Regions from separate parts of the Homo sapiens genome. Here regions 1 and 3 are each linked to region 2. Evidence: chromatin contacts called from ENCODE Hi-C or POLR2A ChIA-PET data. All regions are on one chromosome and are shown on one strand. The core of a region is the stretch at or near the end of the contact, and the rest is flanking DNA. Distances in the headings are between cores, read along the strand shown. Region 1 holds the start of NDRG3 (NDRG family member 3). Region 2 holds the start of RBL1 (RB transcriptional corepressor like 1). Region 3 overlaps TGIF2-RAB5IF (TGIF2-RAB5IF readthrough).

Region 1 (3,279 bases), core at 222-2,721, 350 kb after region 2:
CTAACCAAGGACATAGGGATAAATAGTGGATGGTGAACTAGAACTAATTTGAATTCAGTAAATGTTAACGAACATAAACCATAAAATAAATGGCTGTGCTCAATTAATGTTAGTTTTCCTTCCAACTAAATTCAGTTCAAGAATTGTGCTTGATGAATAACAATATTATTGCTGCCCTCTGAGATGTTTGGTAATATTCATTTGTTCAGTTTGCCTTAATTAAAAGAATATGCTTTTAGTGGCCGGGCGTGGTGGCTCACACCTGTAATCCCAGCACTTTGGGACGCAGAAGCAGGCGGATTGCTTGAGGTCAGGAGTTTGAGACCAGCTTGGCCAACATGGTGAAACCCCATCTCTACTAAAAAAAAAAAAATACAAAAATTACCCAGGCATGGTGGCGCCCGCCTCTAGTCCCAGCTACTTGGGAGGCTGAGGGACTTGGGAACCTGAGCCGAGATGGCGACACTGGCTCGGGTTAAAAGGGCGTGGTGGCTCACACACCTGTAATCCCAGCACTTTGGGAGGCCGAGGCGGGCAGATGACGAGGTCAAGAGATCGAGACCATCCTGGCCAACACGGTGAAAACCCGTCTCTACTAATAATAGAAAAATTAGCCAGGCCCGGTGGCACACGCCTACAGTGCCAGCTACTCGGGAGGCTGAGGCAGGAGAATCGCTTGAACCCAGGAGGCAGAGGTTGCAGTGAGCCGAGATCGCGCTAGTGCACTCCAGCCTGGCGACAGAGTGAGACTCCGTCTCAAAAAACAAAACAAAACAAAACAAAAAAACTTTTAGTCAGTGGTACTTAATGGTAAAGAAATAATAGATAATAAATAGAGGAAGAGTGTGTCCTGTACATTTTGGTGTTAAATTGTTGGGTCATTAAGTTTAATATCTGCAATCATTCTGGGAAAAAAAATTCCATCTCTAATGTTGCATTCAAGAAAGTAGATGATTTGGCTGACGGTTGTAATAGGGGTGATACAATGGAGGACTGGTAATTCGGAGCCCTGAGTCTTGGACTCTAGTTCTTAAATTACTATGTTCATTCACCAAAAATTTACTAAGCTCTTTCCACGTGCCGAGCACTGTGCTAGGCGCCCTGTGACCTTGGGTATGGCTCTAGGTCACCTTAAAAGGAGGATGCCATACCCTGCAAGAGCTCTTAGGGGCTTCATAAGGATGCGACTCAGGGAACTGAGGGAAGCGCTCCAGACGCAGAGCTCAATGGCCCTGCCGCCCAGCGCCTCCAAAATCTGAGATTCTTCTCTGAGGAAACTCCGCAGCAAGAAAAACTACATCAAAGATGGCGCCGCCGGCCTCTCCTGGCTCAGCCACCATCTTCTCGGTAGTTCCCGAGGTGGACGGGCACAGCACTCATGCGCCGCCCTGGCGTCCTCGGCGCGCCTGCGCGGACCGCAGCACCTCCCCCGCCCCTCTCGCCGCCGCCGCCGCCGCCGCCGCCGCCGCCGCCGCCGCCGCTGCTGCTGCACTGACGGCGGGTGCCCGCGCCTCAGGTGAGTGAGCGCCTCCGCCCGGCCCGCGGGGGGCGCGCGGCGCCGCATTCGGGGGCGTCGCTCCTTTGCCCTGCTCCTTCCCCGCATCATCTCCGCGGCACGGCGAGGCCCTGGTGGCCCGTGCTGCTTGCCTCCCCCGTGCCCCCGGGGCCCTCTGCCCCGCCCCGCCCGCCCGCCGGACCCAGGTCAGCCCGGCTTTCCTCGGCCGCTCCCCGCGCCCAGCCCGCCGGCGACAGCGTGTGGGTAGCAAGAGAGCCTCCCTCCGGGCTCAACACCCTGGGTCACAGGGACGCCCCCCGCAGGCGCGAACCCTTCTCTCGCTCTGGCTCTGCAGGCGGCAGAGCTTGGTGGGCCTTGGGGTTGCTCATCCATCTACCTCGCCCGCTCCAAGAGCCCAGATGCTTGGAAGAGGGGCCGTGAGCAGCCCTTGCACCCGTCCGGCCCCAGAGCAGCAGAGGGCATCCTCTAACGGGACCCTACGACTACCCTACCGGGGAGAGGCTTCTTAGCCCCACTTAACAGCCGAGGAAACTGAGGCACGGAAAGGTGAAGTGCCATGCCCAAGGTCACGCAGCTGACAAGTGGCAGGGTCAGCTCTCAACTCAGGGTCTCGGGCTCTCAGGCCAGTGCGGTTGGAATTTGATCTCGTACCTTTGAAAAAATTTTGAAATCACTTGTCATCTCTGAAGTTGCTCTCGAACGTCGTAAAAGTAGGCTGCACAAAAAAGATTTTCTTGTTGTCGGAGTACAATTGAGGTGTTACTGTAATAATAATAGTGTTATTAATATAAGAGCTAACGTTCTTCCACCGCTCGCTGTGTGCCAGGGATCTTGCTAAGCATTTTATTAAGATAACCTCGCATAACCACCTCTGCACTTCCCAATCCAAATGCTTCCCCCTTCCTTGTCATGAAGCCCTTTTTTTCTTCCTGCAGAGCTGGCCTCCCTATCACAGGTAGACTAGGAGCCCCGTGGATTAGGAAGCAGGGAAGCTTTCCTTTGGTGGCTTACTGACAGAACAAGAGTGATCCTTGCCTGCTGGCATCCAGATCACCCCCGCCGCGCCCCCCCCCCCCCTTACCCTGGCCCTCAGGGGATATTATTAGCCTTCCTTTCCTGCCAAGAGAGCAGGACTGGGCTGACTGGGCTAGCTGGGCGGGCTGGACTTGGAGGTGACAGAGCAGATTTGGCTAGCACTCACCTCATTCCGGGGCTTTCTGTCCGAGGCTTTCTGCCTTTGCCCCAAGGTTGGGCTTGAACATTTCAGTATTTAAGATAAAGCAAGAAGAGAAAGAGAACATTGATAGAGTGGTGCTGAATTTAAGAAGCCTCCCATGATTTAAAGTTCCAAATGAACAGCTATAAAAATATGTGAATGTTTCTCCCCCAAAATAACTAGCTCAAACTGTCGTTTTTCTCCCTTAGCAAATCCTCCTCCACATTTCAAAGGCTCCACTAAATCACCACCTTCTCTGTGAAGCCTTCCCTGCTTGATTTTCCCAATTAGAATTACACGTTCACAAAACAGGGTCTTAGCCTCAGTCTTACCCTGCGGACTTCTAGCCCCTTGAGGGCATGGTCCATCTTTGCAGCTCCAGATGCCTGGCTCACAGTAGATCCTTGGTAAGGACTCAGTTAATTTCCACCCCCCCTTTTCATTACTCAAAGCGTGGTGTTCTTCTGGTGCCCTTCTGTTCCTCCTTCCTGCCCTTCAGTTTCTCTTTGCTTGTCTCTTCCTTCAGATTAAACTTGTCATCACCATT
Region 2 (3,461 bases), core at 823-3,322:
GGAGGCTAATCATAGAGGCTATCACACAATGGGATCAAAATAGAAACAACCTTCATGTGTATCTGGCTCAAAACTGAAGGGCAGAGTAAATCTATTTCACTACCCATACTTCATTTTCTTTTTTCTTTTTTTTTTTTTTTTTTTTGAGACGGAGTCTCGCTCTGTCACCAGGCTGGAGTGCAGTGGCACGATCTTGGCTTACTGCAACCTCCGCCTCCCAGGTTCCAGCGATTCTTCTACCTCAGCCTGCCAAGTAGCTGGGATTACAAGCGCCCGCCACCATGCCCAGCTAATTTTTGTATTTTTAGTAGAGACGGGGTTTCACCATGTTGGCCAGGATGATCTCGATCTCCTGATCTGGTGACCCGCCTGCCTCAGCCTCCCAAAGTGCTGGGATTACAGGTGTGAGCCACTGCAACCGGCCTTCCATACTTCATTTTCTATTCAGAAAAGCTCAATTTTGGGTTAAATGGGCATGTCCTGGGATAATAAGAAAAAATAAAACCAATATAAGGAAGGGCATATTGATTTTTGGTTTTTTTAAATGCATGCAGGTGAGGCTGGGTTTGACAGATGTGTCCTCAGTTGTTTGTTTTTGAGACAGAGTCTCACTCTGTTACCCAGACTGGAGTGCAGTGGTGCAATCTTGGCTTACTACAGCCTCTGCCTCCTCGGTTCAAGCGATTCTTTATTCTCATGTCTCAGTTGCCCAGGTTGTTAGGATTACACAAGTGCACCCACACGCCCAGCTAATTTTTATATTTTTAGTAGTGACGGGGTTTTGCCTTGTTGGCCTGACTGGTCTCAAACTCCTGGACTCAAGTGATCCACCTGCCTCGGCCTCCCAAAGTACTGGGATTACAGGCAAAGCAAATAATGGAACAACAAAAGAACGAAGACAGGGATTTATTGAAAACAAAAGTACACTCCATAGTGGGGAAGCGAACCCACGCAGCAGCTCAAGGGCCCAGACACAGAATCTTCTGGGGTCCAAATACCCTCTAGAAGTTTCCCATTGGCCACTTTATGCTCTCTTGATGTAACTGAAGTGGTAGCCCACAATCAGTCTGAGTGGTTGCAGAAAGCAACCAATCAGAGGCCAGGGTGAAGTTAACAAAATTATACTTCTATGCAAAGGAAGACTCTCCCGCCATCAGTCTGATTGGTTGTGGACAGCAACCGTTCAGAGGCTGGAGTGAAGTTACAAAGTTGCAAACAAAGACTGGAAGGCGCTCAGTGTGATTTGTTGCAGACAGCCAATTTCCCATCTGCCATGCAGAAAAGGTCCAAGGGAACAGCCTCTGGTTCTTTTGTTACTTAGGCGTGGAAAGTTGGGGTTTTCCTTTCAATTTAGTTCTAAGAAGTCACGTGAAACAGCCATAGGTTCCCTGCCTCCAGACCCTATTCTCCTGCCTCATTTACTGCAGTCTTCTCTGCCTGCCTCTTTTAGCGACTAGCATGAGATGAGGATTCGTCTTCTAATATCCGTCACCAATCCTTCCCCTCTGTCATTTAGCGAACCACTCACTGGGCACTAGGACTTTGGGGAGAGTCCCAAGAGGCCCCTCTTCGTCCAGGGGCTACTTTTTTCTCTTCCAGCCTCCATCTCCTAACTCAAGGGGTACAGCTCAGATTATGTTTGGCGCCCAGGGACAGTGACAAACCCAGGGCCCGTGGATAGAGGAGGCATCTCACTACGCTGCACGAGGCCACCTCGCAGTAGGCAGCCCAGCCCTGCCCCAAAACCCAAGAGCCTAACCAGGAAGACAGGGGGAGGCCGCGGGCTTCATCTCCCAAGAGATGGACTACACCTCCCAGCAGGCTCTGCGCGCGGGCTGAGGATCCCTCCGCTCTTTTTCTGTCCCGCCGGCTGGGCCCCCCGCGACCAGCCAAGGGCCAAGGACAGGTCTTTCAGAATCTGAGGTACATCTTCTTATCACATTTCCGGGGAGGGACTGCTAGGAGCTCCGGAGGAAAAACGGACTTTTTTTGAGGAGAAAAGCGGAGGCAGACGGTGGATGACAACACGTCCCGCAGCTGCAGATTTTCGCGCGCTTTGGCGCAGGTGGTTGTGGGTAGCGCGCCTGGGAGGGAGAAAGAAGTCGGGGGCCGTGGCGCGCAGCCCGCGGGGCCTGAAGGGATGTTCGAGGACAAGCCCCACGCTGAGGGGGCGGCGGTGGTCGCCGCAGCCGGGGAGGCGCTACAGGCCCTGTGCCAGGAGCTGAACCTGGACGAGGGGAGCGCGGCCGAAGCCCTGGACGACTTTACTGCCATCCGAGGCAACTACAGCCTAGAGGTGAGCGGCAGCAGGTGGGGCGGCCGGACCCTACCCTCGCCAGGCCCCACCCCTGCCCCGCCCCTTCCTCGGCCTATGGGGTGGTGGGAGTTTCCCCACCTAGGAGGGTCGCTGCGCAGCCAAGCGCCGAGGGGCGGGAAAGGTGGGTGTAGCTCAGCCAATCCACCCATCATTTTGAGGCGGGAAACTGAAGCTCAGGAAAGGAGCGGCCTAGGTCCCGCGCCGCTCAGACCCCAGGCTTCCTGACCACACTTCCCTCTACCCCGCCAAGCGCCACAAAAGTCATGGTGCTGCCCTTAAATCAGTAAGAACAAATATAATGGTAAAGTGAAAATGAACTGCATGCCAAGACATCACTGCCCAGAGCTTTAAATGGACCCTCAGTTCCGTCTGAACCCCTTCTGTGATCCCCATTTCACGCAAGAGGAAGCGGAGCCCTAGACGGGTTAAGCTACAGGCCCAAGGTCACACGGTTAGAGATGGAGCCAGACCCAGGGTCTGAGCCGTTTAACCTCCACCCTCTGCTTCACCAGGGTGGAGCTGCCGGTCGCTGTGCAGCAGTTTGATCAAAGCCAATGTGCACACGAAGCTGATCTCAGCCCTACGTTTCCTCCTCCGTCAGAGCATCGTCCTGATGCTTTGCATCAGTGTCTGGCTCTGAATAAAACAAATGTCAGTTATAATTACTTGATTTTTTTCCCCATCATTCTTGCATTTTATCCTCGCAACAGCCCTGTGAACATGGCATGGCAATGAGTATTAGACTGCTTTCCAGGTGATAATGGCAAGGCTCAGAAGGTTGTCTTGCCTAGGATTATTCTAATATAGAAACCCAGGCTGGGCGTGGCGGCTCACGCCTATAATCCCAGCACTTTGGGAGGCCAAGGCGGGCGGATCACTTGAGGCCAGGAGTTCGAGACTAACCTGGGCAACACGGCGAAACCCCATCTCTACTAAAAAAATACAAAAACTAGCTGGGTGTGGTGGCGCCTGCCTGTAATCTAGCTACTCGGGAGGCTGAGGCAGGAGAATTGCTTAAACCCAGGAGGCATAGGCCGCAGTGAGTGGAGATCACACCACTGCACTCCAGCCTGGGTGACAGCAAGACTCTATCTAAAAACAGAGAAAGAAACCCAGACGAGCATAAGCCCAGTGTAGACAGAAT
Region 3 (3,382 bases), core at 22-2,521, 500 kb after region 2:
TGTCACCCAGGCTAGAGTACAGTGGTGCGATCTCGGCTCACTCCAACCTCTGCCTCCCGGGTTCAAGCGATTCTCCTGCCTCAGCCTCCCGAGTAGCTGGGATTACAGGTGCCTGCCACCGCGCCAGGCTAATTTTTGTAATTTTAGTAGAGATGGGGTTTCACCATCTTGGCCAGGCTGGTCTCGAACTCCTGACCTCGTGATCTACCAGCCTTGGCCTCCCAAAGAGCTGGGATTACACGTATGAGCCACCGTGCCCAGCCCATGTAGCAGCTTTCAAGCTAGACTGTACTTTTAAAATCCAGAGTCCTCAGTCTTACCCCAGAGATGCTTATTCCTAGGGCTAAGTTGAGGCAAAAAAAAAAAAAAAAAAAAAAAAAAAGGTTCTAAGCCTGGGGGCCATGGAGAAACTACCATTCAAAAACAGTGGAAAGGAAGAGGACTTCCCTGACCACCCATCTAGAGGATGGCAGATCCCCTCCCCACCAATCACTACCATTACCTTTATTTTATTTTATTTTATTTTTGAGACAGAGTCTCACTCTGTCGGCCAGGCTGGAGTGCAGCGGCGCCATCTCAGCTCACTGCAACCTCCGCCTCCCTGGTTCAAGTGATTCTTCTGCCTCAGCCTCCCAAGTAGCAGGGACTACAAGCATGCACCACCACGCCACCCGGCCACCTTTTTAAACAAAACAAAACAAAAAAAATATTAATGCAAAGTCCAAAATCGATACCCAAAAGCTTGAAGCATCATCTTAGCCCTATTAAGAACAAGGGTATAGGCTGAGTGCGGTGGCTCACGTCTGTAATCCCAGCACTTTGGGAGGCTGAGGCAGGCGGATCATGAGGTCAGGAGTTTGAGACCAGCCTGACCAACATGGTGAAACCCCGTCTCTACTTAAAATACAAAAATTAGCCAGGGGTGGTGGTGCGTGCGTGTAATCCCAGCTACTCAGGAGGCTGAGACAGGAGAATCACTTGAACCCAGGAGACGGAGGTTGCAGTGAGCCGAGATTGCACTGCTGCACTCAAGCCTGGGCGACAGAGCAAGAATCTGTCTCAAAAAAAAAAGAACAAGGGTATAGAGAGGCGGCCAGGCTATACATAGCCAGCCCAAAGAGACAGCGGGTATTCACGACCAGGGCAGATACATTTAAAAGCTGTTTCCTGAATGAGACTCTAATAAAAAAGGTGGATGTCCTTAGATCATGTTCCCAGCGTCACAGGAGGGGCCCTAGCCACATTATCCCGCAGTTCACTTTCATTATCTAGAGTGCTTGCTCACTCCAGGGCTCATTTGAAGCTTGATGCAGAAGACACTTTTGGTTTCAGTTCCTTTTATTTTTTTTTGAGACAGTCTCGCTCTGTCGCCCAGGCTGGAGTGCAGTGGCATGATCTCGGCTCACTGCAACCTCCGCCTCCAGGGTTCAAGCGATTCTCCTGCCTCAGCCTCCCGAGTAGCTGGGATTACAGGGGTGCGCCATTCCCACCCCACCAATTTTTGTATTTTTAGTAGAGACGGGGTTTCACCATGTTGGCTAGGCTGGTCTTGAACTCCTGACCTCAAAAGTGATCTGCCCGCCTCAGCCTCCCAAAATGCTGGAATTACAAGCATGAGCCACCACGCCCGGCCGATGTGAATTGAATATTAAACTTACTTTGAAAAGCTGTAACAGCATGTGCCTATTCTGCTGAGCTCCAGGGCCAAGTGTGCAGTTTGAGAGATACTGAGAGAGAAATGGGGGAAAATCAGGACCTTGGGTGAATGGCTGAGGGAGCTGAGGCTCTTTAATCTGGGAAACTTGAGTGGGGAGGCTCTCTCTCCAAATTCCTGAAGGAGAGTGACCTGTAGGAGAGACCACCAAGATTTCATTCACAGAAGAAACTTCTTGTGCTGAGCCCACAGCACTGTTCTAGACAGCTAGATGATACTATGTTAGTAAGTGACCACTATATTACTTCAGGTAGGTTCTGGGCAGACCTGAGTGACCCTGAAGGAAAACAGACTTGAATTTGAATTCGAGCTCCATATTTATATGGGCTATATGAGTTCAGGCAAGTATCTGAAATCCCTACTCAGTTTCTCTTTTTTTTTAGAATAAAAAAAAATTAAAAAAACGATGGGGTCTTGGGGTCTCATTCAGTCACCCAGGCTGGAGTGCAGTGGTCCAATCACAGCTCATTGCAGCCTCAAACTCCCAGGCTTAAGTGATCCTCCAGCCTCAGCCTTGGAGTAGCTGGGACTGTAGGCACAAGCCACAGCCCACTCAGTTTCTTTACCTAGGGCATCTCACTTTCATGTGTGTGTGTACAAAAATTAAGAAATTGGGGCTGGGCACAGTGACTCACGCCTGTAATTGCAGCACTTTGGGAGGCCGAGGTGGGTGGATCACGAGGTCAGGAGATCGAGATCATCCTGGCCAACACGGTGAAACCCCGTCTCTACTAAAAAATACAAAAAATTAGCCGGGCATGGTGGCGCACTCCTGTAGTCCCAGCTATTTGGGAGGCTGAGGTAGGAGAATCACTTGAACCTGGGAGGCGGAGGTTGCAGTGAGCCAAGATTGTGCCACTGCACTCCAGCCTAGCAAGAGAGAGAGACTCCGTTTCAAAAAAAAAAAAAAAAAAAAGAGACTGAACATAGCACAGACCCAGACCCAGGCACACTCAACCAAACTCAGTTTCCCACTGTTGCAGACCTTGGTTTTTATAGTTTGGGCTGCAGTTAGTGTATTGTCATTTCAGTATGGCAGAAACGTATTAACAGCTAGTTTAAGCAAAAAGGGGAATTCACTAGCTTACATAATAGAGAAGTTTACAGGTGGTCCTGGTTTCAGACATGACTGGAGCTTCCATCTCATAGCTGCTTCTCTCTGTGCCGGGTTCACACTGCAGTCATGCTTGTTTCTTACCGAGAGAGGGGGAGGACAAAGTTGCCAGTTCCTCAAGGTTACATCCTCACCACTTAGCAACCCCAGAGCTTAACTGTTGATTCCAGGGAAGACTGGCCCAATGTGAGATGCAAATGCCCCCTTTACCCTGAGTTGAATGGGATACAGAATGGAGCTGGTGAAAGGGAATGGGGGTACAGCGTGCACAGAACTCACAGCTGGCTACTAGAGGGAGAGTAAAAGATGTAAAGCAAAATAAGAAGCCAGTGACTGCTTTGTCTTCAAGCCTGGGCCCTGAGCCCTGGTGGATCAATCAAGAACCCTGTTTCTGCTTAAAAAAACAAAAAAAAATTTTATTTGACAAAAGACAAAAAAGTTATTTACAGTAGTTTTTGCTCAAATAATTCAATGGGACAACTGTGCTTCTCCTCCAGGTTTATCTTACAACCAAACCCAAGCAGAGTCTGCCCTACCCAACACCCCATTTTACA

Evidence for each region. Hi-C counts contacts between places; a loop is a spot of excess contacts on that map. ChIA-PET counts read pairs that join two places held with the same protein, here RNA polymerase II (POLR2A). Pooled maps may share reads with other maps.
Region 1: a loop to region 2 is called in a map of CD8-positive, alpha-beta T cell, with 8 times the contacts of the local background. The contact joins the promoter of NDRG3 here to the promoter of RBL1 in region 2. A Hi-C loop is called at or near these places in 2 of 168 maps with a recorded cell type or tissue (CD8-positive, alpha-beta T cell and naive thymus-derived CD4-positive, alpha-beta T cell), 1 of 37 single-sample maps with no recorded cell type and 8 of 50 pooled maps. POLR2A ChIA-PET finds 5 or more read pairs at or near these places in 4 of 52 experiments (H1, Panc1, T-cell and 1 more).
Region 3: a loop to region 2 is called in a pooled map, with 5 times the contacts of the local background. The contact joins the enhancer-like site here to the promoter of RBL1 in region 2. A Hi-C loop is called at or near these places in 1 of 168 maps with a recorded cell type or tissue (naive thymus-derived CD4-positive, alpha-beta T cell), 6 of 37 single-sample maps with no recorded cell type and 11 of 50 pooled maps. POLR2A ChIA-PET finds 5 or more read pairs at or near these places in 4 of 52 experiments (GM12878, SK-N-SH, activated B cell and 1 more).

What each region holds. Positions count from the first base shown.
Region 1 is chr20:36,744,282-36,747,560 of GRCh38, reverse strand. It overlaps NDRG3 (NDRG family member 3), which reads left to right and starts at 1,471. Exons shown (of 16, transcript NM_032013.4): 1 at 1,471-1,516. RefSeq lists enhancers at 1,218-1,317, 1,042-2,008 and silencers at 1,428-1,627, 1,658-1,847.
Region 2 is chr20:37,094,608-37,098,068 of GRCh38, reverse strand. It overlaps RBL1 (RB transcriptional corepressor like 1), which reads left to right and starts at 2,072. Exons shown (of 22, transcript NM_002895.5): 1 at 2,072-2,296. The coding sequence starts at 2,141. RefSeq lists enhancers at 1,614-1,663, 1,784-2,053, 1,704-2,380, 2,614-2,713 and a silencer at 2,284-2,343.
Region 3 is chr20:36,593,785-36,597,166 of GRCh38, reverse strand. The region is part of intron 2 of TGIF2-RAB5IF (TGIF2-RAB5IF readthrough); the gene reads right to left. It overlaps TGIF2 (TGFB induced factor homeobox 2), which reads right to left. Exons shown (of 3, transcript NM_021809.7): 3 at 3,217-3,382. Among named protein-coding and RNA genes, the nearest start is that of RAB5IF, 10 kb to the left of the region's middle. RefSeq lists an enhancer at 1,079-1,448. Within about 2 kb of position 1,271, at least 8 of the 41 ENCODE cell types and tissues checked have a DNase peak (open chromatin) inside an H3K27ac peak, as active enhancers do; they include GM12878, where a contact is called at or near this core.